Linked DNA regions of Homo sapiens: regions 1 and 3 are each linked to region 2. A link is a contact called in ENCODE Hi-C or POLR2A ChIA-PET data. All regions are on one chromosome and are shown on one strand. Each heading gives the region's core, a stretch centred on a gene start or an enhancer-like site at or near the end of the contact. The rest is flanking DNA. Distances are from core to core; before and after follow the strand shown. Region 1 holds the start of HNRNPH1 (heterogeneous nuclear ribonucleoprotein H1). Region 2 holds the start of GRK6 (G protein-coupled receptor kinase 6). Region 3 holds the start of RUFY1 (RUN and FYVE domain containing 1).

Region 1 (4,110 bases), core at 623-3,122, 2.2 Mb before region 2:
GGGATTACAGGCATGCATCACCATGCCTGGCTAATTTTTTTTTTTTTTTTTTTTTGAGAGGGAGTCTTTGTAGCCCAGGCTGGAGGGCAGTGGTGTGATCTCAGCTCACTGCTTCCTCTGCCTCCTGGGTTCAGGTGATTCTCCTGCCTCAGCCTCCAGAGTAGCTGGGATTACAGGCGTGTGCATGCATAGATAATTTTTGTATCTTTAGTAGAGATGGGGTTTCACCATGTTGGCCAAGCTGGTCTGAAACTCCTGATCTCAAGTGATCTGCCTGCCTCGGCCTCCCAAAATGCTGGTATTACACGAGTGAGCCACCGCACCTGGCCGGACTCTCTTCTTGATTACCTCAGCCAAAGTGCCTTCTGAAATGGTACCACAGGTGTGTGCTTCTAGTTCAGTTTGTAGTAGAGGGCCTGGTATGTACCGTCATTCACCCTGCCTGCTCCATCTGCATCCCCCTCACATCCAGCAAGAGTTTTCCTTTACACAGGGTTTACGGCTCCCCTGCTGATCACCTGCCAAAGCCTTCTCTCGGAGATAACACCCTTGCCAAGGCCTAAGTGGCCTTTGAAGATCAGGCCCTGCTTAGCTCTGGGCTCCTGTCTTTCTTTTGATGTCCTCTCTACTTTTTCTCAAACCTGTCAAAACTGGATTCGGACTCTGTGGCACTGGGGTTGGAAACATGCTTTGTCCGCATCTTCCCAGGGTGGCACTCAGGCTTGCACTAGCTAAGGTAGCTCTGCGGCAGGGTCCAGCACTACCTTATTGTTAATTTGTGTATTGTCTGTGTCCACTAAAGCTGGGGTGAGGAAGGCAGCCAAATCAGACATGGGGAGGCCTGGGAGGCTACGGCATCTTAGGTTTTGGGCAGTGCTGCTAGAAACCACGAACATTAGTCATCTCGCAGCATGTGTGCACATGGGGTGACCCGGGGGCCTCCTCGAATGCAGCGTCTACGCCTGGTGAATGGACGCACTCTTACCAATTCTGCTCTGGGAGATGCAGCGGTAACCTACCGAGCGCAGAGGCCGGCGCGCACCCGTGGAGCCCGCGCTCGCGATCCCTCCTCGTGCCAGGGCCCCAGGGCAGTCAAGGCCTGCCGACCGTTAGGCGGGTCAAGGGGTACACAGGGTGCGAATTCGTTAGGCAAAAGCTGGGTACAGGCGCGAGCCACAGGCACGGAAACCTCGCGCCGACCGGGGCCCTAGGCCCGACGACGGCAGGTAAGGGGAAGTGGAGGCACACAGGGCTGGGACGTGCCCCAGGCACCATACGGGTGGCTTCGGGCGCGGGACGTCCGCAGCCCCGCAGCTCCCAGGACGTTCGACAATCTGCAGCTGACCAGCTTCGGCCGGTTTGGGGATAAAGGGAAGACAGGCGGCGCGGGGAGTGGGAACGCCTGAAGGCCGCGCCCCTCCTTTCAGGTCGGCCAGGAGCGCGCCGGTAAGAGCCTGGGGGCAAGGGGTAGAAAGACGCCCACCTCATCACAACCCAGAGCTCGGGACTCCTATACAGTCCCATAGGGAACAGGCGGCCGCCATTCCCCTCCCCCACGCTGGCGGGTAAGGCTAGAGAACGGTTTCAAGGAAGACGCATGCGCATGAAATAATTATAAACCGCTAGGACTCCGAAGTTCAATATTCGCGGGAAGGCGCAGGCGCAACAAAAAGCCCGGCGGGTTTATGGGTGGGGGTGCTGAGCCCAAAACCCAAGCGTGTAATAATCCGCCGGCGGGAGGTGGGCTGGCTCTTGAAATTACGCATGCGCCAGAGCTCTTTGTGACGCAACGGGGCGGTGCGGGCAGCTGGCTGCGCGTGCGCAGAACTCGCACAAGGGACCTTATTTAGGTTGCGCAGGCGCCCGCTGGCCATTTCGTCTTAGCCACGCAGAAGTCGCGTGTCTAGGTGAGTCGCGGTGGGTCCTCGCTTGCAGTTCAGCGACCACGGTGGGTACCGTTTTTGCGAGGATTGTTTGTCCCCATATCTCTGGGAGGGCCACGGGGACCTTGGCGAGCTGCAGGCTGCCGTCGAGAGCCGCGAGTGGTTCGCTGAATCTCGGCACCGCCGCTGAGGCCTGCAGGCCGCGCCGACTCTATTGTGTGAGAAGTCGGAGGAGGCGGAGCGGAAGCGGCCGCCGCCATTTCCTTTCCTCTACGCTGGCTCTCGGCCCGGGCCCCCACGGTTCGGGGCGCCGACAGCTGTTGCTCAGGACAGCTTTGGGGGTCCGGTCGCCGGACGAGGAGGTGTTGGAGTCGCCGGGGTGGGTGCATCCGCCCGGTTTTTGCTCCGTGGGGGGGCGGTGCGGGCCCGGGCGCGCCTCGGAGGCGAAGGACAGCTTAATTGGCGCTCTCAGTTCTGGTCCTCCCCGCTTTGCAGTTTGTTTCGACGCCGGACCGCGTAAGAGACGATGATGTTGGGCACGGAAGGTGGAGAGGGATTCGTGGTGAAGGTCCGGGGCTTGCCCTGGTCTTGCTCGGCCGATGAAGTGCAGAGGTTTTTTTCTGGTGAGTTAGAACTAGGACGCGGGAGTTCGAGTTCGAGGCCGGGGCGGGCGGGCTGGCGGGCGGCCGGGCTGGGGCGGGGCGGGGCGGGGCGGGCCGGGCCGGGCCGGGCCGGGTGGGACCCGGGGCGCCCCCTGGCGAGGCGCGGGCGACTACACTCACCGCTGTGCTGCTCGCGCCCGGCGGCCCGCTGTTACGCAATGGAAATTTCGAAAGCCCCGCCCGTCCTCCTGGCCCTTGGGGGAGTGCGGCAGGTTTGGCAGACTTTGTTTTCTTTACCTATCTTTGAACACCAGCTTTTCTTTTATGGGTGTCTTTTTTTCTTTTTCTTTTGAGTTGGAGTCTCTGTCACCCAAGCTGGAGTGCAGTGGCGCGTTCTCGGCTCACTGCAACCTCCGCCTCCTGGGTTCAAGCGATTCTCCTGCCTCAGTCTCCCGAGTGTCTGGGACTAGAGGCGCGCACCGCCACGCCCGGCTAATTTTTGTATTTTTAGTAGAGACGGGGTTTCACTATTTTGGCCAGGCTGGTCTCGAACATCTGACCTCAAGTGATCCGCCCACCTCGGTTTCCCAAAATGCTGGGATTACAGGCGTGAGCCACCGCGCCTGGCCCGGGTGTCTTTTTTCGAAAGGATAAATTGGCATAGGTGGGATTTCCTCCTCAATCTTGAGAAAATGGCCGAGTGATTAGACAAATAATAGTAATGTTTTGCAATATCTTGAAGTGTAACCTCTTGTTTCCAGTTTTGGTGTTTTCTTAAAAAGGAGCATTCTTCGGAAAGTTAAAATGTCACGTCTTAATTTCAGTTTTCCTAATCAAGATTTGATAATTGAAGAGTGTTTTCTTATCTAGTTCTTAATCTGGCTCACTATACAGTTGAAGACACTGAAGCCCAGGGAAGTGTTTTTGCAGTACATAGGTTTCCTGAATATTTTCTATCAGAATGTCCTTGTTCCTATTATTAGACTGGGAAAAAGAAATTAGACTGATTAAAATTCTATTTGGATGAAATTAACAGCTTTTGGCAAGACGTTTGTAGTATTGACTTACTATCTGAATTTAGCGTTGGTAACGGAAAGCGACCTGTAAAACAAGAACCAAGTACGCTGGAAGCCGCCTTGCAGGGGGCAACACTGGGTTTGGCTTCAGCTGTGCAACTTGGAGCATTTTAGCTTGGTAACACTGATCCCCTTTCAGGTGAGTATTGGGCTTGTAATTTGAATTTGAATGAGAAACCGTAATGTGGCTACTGGTAAGGTAAAACGGATAAATGCCCCAGACCAAAACAGCTCGCAACGAAGTATGTTTGCCGTAAAGTCACACAGTCCAGGCTTGATAATCTTCTGAGAAATTGATAAAAGATGTGTGATGTAGACATGAGTAGCAAGGACTAAAGAGATAAATTCATTCTGAAACTGCTTTGAATATTGTATGTTGTTGATGGGTTGGAAATATATCACCTTAGGAATGAGTTTGTTTTTTTTTAATTGGAGTTTTAGGAGTTGGTAATATCGTGGTCAGTATATATAGGCTTCACAAGTTATGTAATTTGTAGTGGGGACATGGAATAGACATTTCATCTGTGTCACCCAGAGGTGGTTTTAGGT
Region 2 (3,670 bases), core at 527-3,026:
TCTCAAAAAAAAGCCATGCAGGTGGGAGGGGCAGAGCCAGGTTGTCGTAAGGGTTCTCTAGTGGAGGTACCAGTCCCCAGTCTGGCCATACCACCCTGTGCCTTGCCCATGGCCTGACAAAGCTTGTCCAAAGGTACCCACACTCTCCGGCCAGGCAGTGCCATCAGCAGGCCTGAGGCCTTAACTGGCTACAGCCCTAGGGAAGAAGGCCTGTTTCGGCCCTCCCCACCCCTCCTCCCTGGCTGGTTGGATGACGAGGCAGAACAGAATCGGCAGATGCCCCCAGAGGCTGGGAGGAAGGCCTAGCCCATGGGCTCGATAAGGGACAGGGGATAAGACAGGCTCCCCAGGCAATGAGGACCCAGCCTGCCATGCCATTTCTGGGCTGCACCTCGCCAGAGCACTTGGTGGGCACGGGGTGCCAGGTGTAGCACCCAGCTGAAAGTTCCTCTGGGCTTCCTATAGACTGTGCCGGTCATCCTGTGTCTTAGGCCCGAGTCAATCACAATCTTGCTGTGTGACTGATGCTAATCCCTGGTTTGAGCCTCAGCTTCCCACATGTAAAATATGGTAGAAAGGTGAAGCAGATGACTTTTTAAGCCTGGAAGCCCAGCAAAGGGTGGAAAAACTGTCACAATCTCCCTCCTTGCCCTGGAGTTCCAAAAAGATGGGTCTTGTTTACTGCTGCTTCCCCAGCACCCTGGAAAAGGTGGGGCAGAGTGGGTGGTCAGTGATCATGTTACTGAGGTGGAGTGTGGCAGGTGGGGGCAGACTGACCACAAGGCAGTGAGGACCCGATCTGGTCCTTCTGTGTCTCCCAGGACCTGCACAGAGCAAGTGCCTGATAACATCTGGGGTGGGAGCCACGAGGAGCTACACACACACTCGGTCCACCAGACTGGTTTCCCCAGCCAGACCTCTGAGCTTACAATACTGACAGAGCAGCATGCTCTGCTCCCACTTCTTTCTGTGTCCGCTAGCCCCACTAGACCATGGGCTCCCTGAGGGCAAATATCCATTCACCTCTGCCCTCAGTGTCCTGAGGCACGGAGCAAGTGGCAGTCCTATAAGTAGCATTTGTGGCCAGGAGTTTCCCCAAGTCAGGTGGGCTGTGCTACGCAGAGGGTCCGTTTATTCATTCTCCAGCTTTACCTATCGCCAACTTTGCGCGGGATTAGGCTAGGGTGCTGGGGTCTGGGCCCCTGGCACGTGGGGCATCTTTACACCTCTCCCCTGGAGGAGGCTTGCCTCTCAGACAGGCTCTCCTGGGGCTCCGGTCCCACCCTTCCCTCTTCGTCTCACCTTCTTTCACTCCTTCACCCCCACCCGCCGCGAGGGCGGCGGCCTGACCCCCGCCCCTTCCTGGGCCCCGAATCCCGGGGGCAGGTGCGGAGGAGGAAGACGACGGGCCGGAAAGGCTCGTGTCTGGGCGGGGTGTAAGGCGCAGGGCCCGCGGGCCTAGGGGATCCGACGGCTGGGTAGCCCTGCGGAGCTCAGACGCAGCGCACTCGCGCTCCACGCACCCGGGCCCGGCCGCCCACCCGGCCGCCTCACCTTCCCGGGCCTTGAGTAGCACCGTGTTCGCTACGATGTTCTCGAGCTCCATGGGCTGTGGCGCCGCCTGGCCCGCCGGGCCGCGCCGCCGGCCGGGATCGCGCGCGAGTGCCGAGGCCGGATGGCGATCGGCGCGGCTCGGCGCGGCTCGGCTCGGCTCGCAGTGACCGCGCCGCGGCCTCCCCGGCCTCCCCGGCCGCCGCAGCCAGCCGCGCACTCTCCGCCCCCTCCCGGGGGCCACCCCGGCGCTGGCCCGCCCTGCCCCGCCCTCTGTTTACCTCATTTGACCAATCACCGGGCAGAAGCTCCCCGCGCCGTCTTCCCATTAGTCTTCCTCTTCATTTTTTCCCCCGCCCCCCCAGCTGGGGACTCGCTCAAAGAAGTACGGGGGCGGGACCAATCACGTCACCTCTTCCTGGTTGGTCTGAGGGCGGGGTTCAGCCCCTAGGTTCGAATTTCTAGGCTTTCGTAGGATACCAAACTGCCAATTAGGGCCGAGCCCTCAGCCGGGACAATGGAGGTGGGTACTCTGGGGCACGCCCAGGAGGCCGAATATGTGATTGGGTGAAGAAGACGTCCGTCATCTCAAGTACTGCATTTTGATTGGGTCGTCGCCTGAAGGTGTGGCCCGGCGGCCTTTGGCTCGCAGACGGCTTTTCTAGGGTTTTGTCGGGGACGCGCTCCGTATCCTGGGCCTCCTGCGGGCTGGCAGCGAGTTTGTTTGGTCCACTTGTGTGGCCGTATTCCCTTGGGTCGGCCCCAATCAGGAGGGCGCACATCGAAAGAGGGAGAGACAGGGAGGAGGCTGCGGCCTCGCAGCCGTTCCCCGACCTCTTGCCCGGTCGCCGCAGGCGCCCCGCCCAGCCCCCGCAGCCGGATGTTGTGATTTCTCTCCACCCACTCGGCCTCGCCTTCCCTCGGCCTCTGCCGCCTTATAAGGCAGCGCTACCACCCCTAGACCTCGGGATGAGTTCACACCCATTATACAGGTGGGGAGCTGAGGCGCCGGACGTCAAGTGGCTGGCTCCAGCCCGAAGACTACGGAGAAAACAAGGCTGAAATCTTACAGCTAATCAACACCTTGTAGCTTAACACCCCGCTTCCTCCACCCCCTACTTCACGCAGCAGGAAACAGGCTTGCCCAAACTCCGCGAGTAAGGCAGAGCCGGATCCATCTAGGCTTCTCTAGTTCCTATGCATTCATTCATCCGAAAATACAGAGCAACACCTCTGTGCCAGGCACCAAGCCAGGTGCTGGAGAACACAGTGATGGCAGCAAGATAGCCAGGCTCCCTGCTTACTTGCTAGAAGTGGAGGGAGCAAGTGAGGGCAGGGTGAGATAAAGGTAATTATTCTGTAAATAAACAAATAGATGGTTTCAGAGAGTGACAACTGCTCTTCGGACGTTAAGAGAGTGTGTGACACTCTCAGGGTGTGACATTTGAGCGGATCCAGTAGAAGCAACAGCAAACGCAGAGGCTCTAAGCCAGACTAAGTGGTGTGTTCAGGGAATAGGAGAAGGCGTCCGCAGCTTCTGGGCCCAGTGGTCTGAGATGAGACAGAAGGAGCAAAGGCACTAGCTAGGTCATGGAGGACTGTGAACACGTCCAGGAGGCTGAAGTGTTTTTGCTAAGTGAAATGTGAAACATTTGAAAGAATGATTTATATTTTAAAAATATCACTCTGGTGGATTCCTAGGGGGCCAAGAGTGGAAGCAGAGCAGTCAGGAGTTTACAGAATTCCAGTAAAGAGATGGTGGTGGCCTGGACCTACAAGGTGGCAATAGAGACGGAGAAAAGTGGATGGATCTAGGATCTAGGGAGTTAAGTACCTTAAAAGAGGGAAACCCTCCTGGCTAATGCGGTGAAACCCCGTCTCTACTAAAAATACAAAAAATTAGCCGGGCATGGTGGCGGGCACCTGTAGTCCCAGCTACTTGGGAGGCTGAGGCAGGAGAATGGTGTGAACCTGGGAGGTGGAGCTTGCAGTGGGCCGAGATCGTGCCAATACACTCCAGCCTGGGCAACAGAGTGAGACTCCGTCTCAAAAAAAAAAAAAAAAAAGGGAAACCCAGGGCCCAGTGGAACATAGGGCAGGTACCTCACTTAGTGAAGGC
Region 3 (4,216 bases), core at 1,475-3,974, 2.1 Mb before region 2:
GATGGGACAGGTGAGAGGCCCCTGCCCACTTGCCTGCCTAATGTGCTGTGGTACCAGCCACCCTGCCCTGAGATTCGGAGGGTGCAATCCCAACGCTGCCTGGGCAAGAGTGGGATCAGGGAGGGTAGGGAGAAGCCCCAGGGCAGCTCGAGTGGGCCAGGGCAACTGAGAACCTGTCCCATTGGACTTCACTTAAAAAACACAAATTCAAAGATAAAATTAAGAATTTCAAGCATGGGATACTTCTGAGTGCCTGGCCCTTTCCACCAGAGTGATCAAAGCCTGCATTGACTGTCCACCCATGAAGCTAGTCCTGCTATCACATAGGGTTGTTGTGAGGAATGAATGAATACTTGTACAGGTTTAAGACTAATGCCTGGCACCTTTGAAGGACAATATAAGTGTTGGCTATTGTTTCTATCACTTCCATAGATGGAACACAGGTATTTTTCAAATATGCATTTGTTCAGCAAACACTTATTATTCTGTGCCAGGTACTGACACATTTCATTTTATCTTTTTAATTTTTTCCTTGATTCTGCATTAAAGGAAAGAAATTCTAGCAGGGAAGAACTTTTATTATTTGCTTACTCCTGCCACGAAATATCTAAGAGGCCTCCAGGAGACGCCATGCCTTGACTTTCAGTACTGACTGTCAATGAGTATGCAACTCAGCATCCACTGATGTGTGGAAAAGTCTCGGGAAAAGGTGTCAAGCTAGAGGGCAGTAGATTCCCGGCCTGCCCAGGCTCTCATCATCCTCTAATGCTATTTTCCACTGCCAGGATCTCAAAACGAGTCAGCCTTTCAACTTTACTCAGTAATTATTCTTGACCACTGAAAATCTCACAATTCACTACCTGGGGTCAGTGCATCTACAGCAAAGGTACCAGTGGATGGGGAGGAATCAGGAAGCCTCGAGTGTGTGCTATGATGCTCCTTGGAAGGCACCACAACCTTTCCTCAGCTCTGTCCCAGCATTTTCTATGAAGTTGGCAATGTTCTATTATGTGCTATCTCATACAGTAGCCACTGGCCACACACAGGCTACTGAGCATTTAAAATGTGGCCGCTGTAATCGAGGAACAAGTTTTTTTTTTTTTTTTTTTTTTTGAGACAGAGTCTCGCTCTGTCACCCAGGCTGGAGTGCAGTGGCGCGATCTCGGCTCACTGCAACCTCTGCCTCCCAGGTTCAAGCGATTCTCCTGCCTCAGCCTCCTGAGTAGCTGGGACTACAGGTGCATGCCAACACACCCAGCTAATTTTTTGTATTTTTAGTAGAGACGGGGTTTCACCATGTTGGCCAGGATGGTCTCGATCTCTTGACCTCGTGATCCACCCGCTTCGGCCTCCCAAAGTGCTGGGATTACAGGCGTGAGCCACCGCTCCCGGCCGAGGAACTCAATTTTTAATTCAATTTAAAAGTACTGAATTTCAATTGATTCAGTTAGAAATTGAGGAATCCGGCCGGGCGCGGTGGCTCAAGCCTGTAGTCCCAGTACTTTACGAGGCCGAGGCAGGTGTATCACAAGGTCAGGAGTTCAAGACCAGCCTGGCCAAGATGGTGAAACCCCGTTTCTACTAAAAATATGGGAGGGGGGTGGGGGCGGGGAACTTAGCCGAGCGTGGTGGTGGGCACCTGTAATCCCAGCTACTCGGGAGGCTGAGGCGGGAGGGAGGATCGCTTGAACCCGGGAGGCAGAGGGTGCAGTGAGCCGAGATCGCACCACTGCACTCCAGCCTGGGCGACAGAGCAAGACCCGGTCTCAAAAAAATAAAAATAAATAAAAACAAAAACACACACACAAAAACATATGCGTGCTGTTGTATTGGATAGCACAGCTCTGGATGTCTGGCGTTAGAGGGCTAAGTTACTTAACTCTTACTATCACTGATATGCTGGCACTCTGTTCATTACAAGGGCTGAAAAGGTCTTTAAGAGATCATCGGGTGACTTTAAAATCCCCATCTCACAGGCAGAGGTGAGCGGAGGCGCCGCTGGTCCGCTGCGCGCAGGGCCCACGCCCTCCCAACACCCGCCGGCGCTCCACTCCCGCACTGAACGGCTGAAAAGCAGAACAGTGCTGGCTCCGTTTCGTGTGTGGAGTTACTACAGAGTTCCGAAGCCCGGACGCGCACACGTCCTTCACCTAGTTAGTGGGAGAGCATAGAGGCGCGGGTGCGGGAGCGCGCTCAGGCACGCGGGGCTGCGGGGGGCGGTCTCGGCTGGGCCGCCGGAGTAAAGACCCAGGCGCAGCCAGGCGCCGCCCGCCCGCCAACAGCTCGCGTAACCTCCCGGAACGGCCAGTGCCCTCCCAGCCCGGCCCCCACCGCGCCCGCGCCGGCGGCCAGCGGGGACACGCGAGTCCGCCGCGGGACAGACCCGGCCCGAGCCTACCTGCGCGCGCCGTGCCGTCCCCGCTGTCCCCGCCGCCCAGCCCCGCGGCCGCGCGCAGCGCGCTCCCGCAGCTCGCCGACAGGTTCCCGGTGGCCCTGCGTGCCAGGGTCAGGATGGGCGCCGACCAGCCCTCGGCCGCCCGCGGCCTCGTTGCGCTCCGCAGGTCGCCTGGGCCGGGCAGCTGGCTTCGGTCCACGATCTCAAACTCTTCTCCCGGCTCAAGCGCTGACCCGGGCCCCGGCCCCGGCTCCAGCTCCGGCTCCAGCTCCCGCCCCCGCCCAGCAGCGCAGCCGCCTTCCCGGTCGGCCATCTTGGCCGTGTCATGTGACCCAGCGGGCGGGCGGGCGCGGGGTGGGGGCGGGCGGGCATCGCCTTTGCCTTAGGTGGGGGAGATTTTTCTCCCTCTTCACCGCCTCGCCTTCCCTCTGTTTCGAAAGGTTCGGGAAAGTCCAAGTCATAACATAAAAAGTGTGCGTATTCCCGGCCGCCGGCAGGACCTGTTCGCGGGGAAGTTCCTCTTGAACTTTCTCCGAGGACAGTTGTGCACCCTGCCCGGCGCTTCACGGGGTTCCCTGGCCGTCGTTGTCTTTGTGACACCATTTCCTCTTTTAAATTTTCATTTCATGGTCTATATTTTCCACTTCGTCATTTTTCTGTAGCACTCATTAGAACAAGCCCCGAAAGGGCGACTAAGGAAACGCACAGGCGAGGCAGGAAAGCAGGAATTTTTTTTTTTTTTTAATCTAATGACTATGACGGCTTGGCAAGAAAGAGTGCACGATAGTGGACTGGAAATCAGAGGTGGCTTCTCCTATTGATTAGTTAAGTGGGATAACAAAAACCGACCTCATTATTAAATAAGATTTGCAGTAAGGACCACATGGCAGATGTTAGCGATTGTGACTACTATCTCTGGTATCCAACTGTGTGGCCTGGGTAAGTCACTATACACTCAGTCTGTTTCTTCACTTGGAAAAGAAAGGAATTTGAGTAAGTACAAAGGAAAATTTTGGCCGGGCGCGGTGGCTCACGCCTGTAATCCCAGCACTTCGGAAGGCCCAGGCGGGCCTTTAGTAGGACGAAACCCCGTCTCTACTAAAATACCAAAACAACAACAACAACAACAACAAAAAACCAGCCAGATGTCGTGGCGGGACAGCTCTACTCCTAGCTCCTTGGGGGGCTGAGAGTGGGAGGATCGCTTGAGCCCGGGAGGTCGATCCCACAGTGAGCGGAGATCATGGCCACTGCACTCCAGGCTGGGCGACAAAGTGAGACCCTGTCTCAGAAAAAACACTAAAATTTACTAGCACTTAACACTTTGCAAAGTGAGGCAACATGAGCCACACCAAACCAGCAGAGCTGTTTTGATTCCCAGAATGTTTACAAATCTTAAAACTTGTTGCCAATATTTAGAAATCAAAAGATTTCACATAAGAATCTGGATTTTAGCTTTCTCTGGAATCACTGGAATATTTGGTAACTCATGGCATATTCCCAGATGGCAACAAACTGTTGGGAATAAACTGTGCTGCCCCTTTAGACGCCCAGCTGCTCCCTGGACCTGTCTTGGTCCAGCCCACTTCACTAGGTTGCATGATATGTCTGGTCCCTGAAAGGCCAGTTCTCAGTGAAGGGATACCACTTCATCTAGGAGTGTTTTGGGAATTTGTGGAGTTGGTGTTTGAGTTGTGTAATGACTGAGGGCATACTACCAGTCTTTTTTGTTTGTTTGTTTTCGTACGGAGTCTCGCTCAGTCGCCCAGGCTGGAGTGCAGTGGCGCGATCTCGGTTCACTGCAAGCTCCACCTCCCGGGT

The links. Hi-C counts contacts between places; a loop is a spot of excess contacts on that map. ChIA-PET counts read pairs that join two places held with the same protein, here RNA polymerase II (POLR2A). Pooled maps may share reads with other maps.
Region 1: a loop to region 2 is called in a pooled map, with 13 times the contacts of the local background. The contact joins the promoter of HNRNPH1 here to the promoter of GRK6 in region 2. A Hi-C loop is called at or near these places in 1 of 37 single-sample maps with no recorded cell type and 9 of 50 pooled maps. POLR2A ChIA-PET finds 5 or more read pairs at or near these places in 1 of 52 experiments (T-cell).
Region 3: a pooled map shows a loop between it and region 2 (6-fold over the local background). The contact joins the promoter of RUFY1 here to the promoter of GRK6 in region 2. A Hi-C loop is called at or near these places in 8 of 50 pooled maps. POLR2A ChIA-PET finds 5 or more read pairs at or near these places in 3 of 52 experiments (A673, HCT116 and T-cell).

The regions. Positions count from the first base shown.
Region 1 is chr5:179,621,433-179,625,542 of GRCh38, reverse strand. HNRNPH1 (heterogeneous nuclear ribonucleoprotein H1) reads left to right here and starts at 1,872. Exons shown (of 14, transcript NM_001257293.2): 1 at 1,872-1,948; 2 at 2,379-2,506. The coding sequence starts at 2,410. The region is part of intron 4 of LOC128966623 (a long non-coding RNA gene); the gene reads right to left. RefSeq lists enhancers at 261-1,045, 1,046-1,831, 1,581-1,875, 1,931-2,100.
Region 2 is chr5:177,424,782-177,428,451 of GRCh38, reverse strand. It overlaps GRK6 (G protein-coupled receptor kinase 6), which reads right to left and starts at 1,776. Exons shown (of 16, transcript NM_001004106.3): 1 at 1,555-1,776. The coding sequence starts at 1,606. RefSeq lists a silencer at 1,203-1,852 and enhancers at 1,563-2,102, 2,523-2,692.
Region 3 is chr5:179,549,062-179,553,277 of GRCh38, reverse strand. RUFY1 (RUN and FYVE domain containing 1) reads right to left here and starts at 2,724. Exons shown (of 18, transcript NM_025158.5): 1 at 2,399-2,724. The coding sequence starts at 2,708. The region is part of intron 4 of LOC128966623 (a long non-coding RNA gene); the gene reads right to left. LOC105377762 (a long non-coding RNA gene) reads left to right here and starts at 2,774. Exons shown (of 4, transcript XR_941315.4): 1 at 2,774-3,334. RefSeq lists a silencer at 2,090-2,799.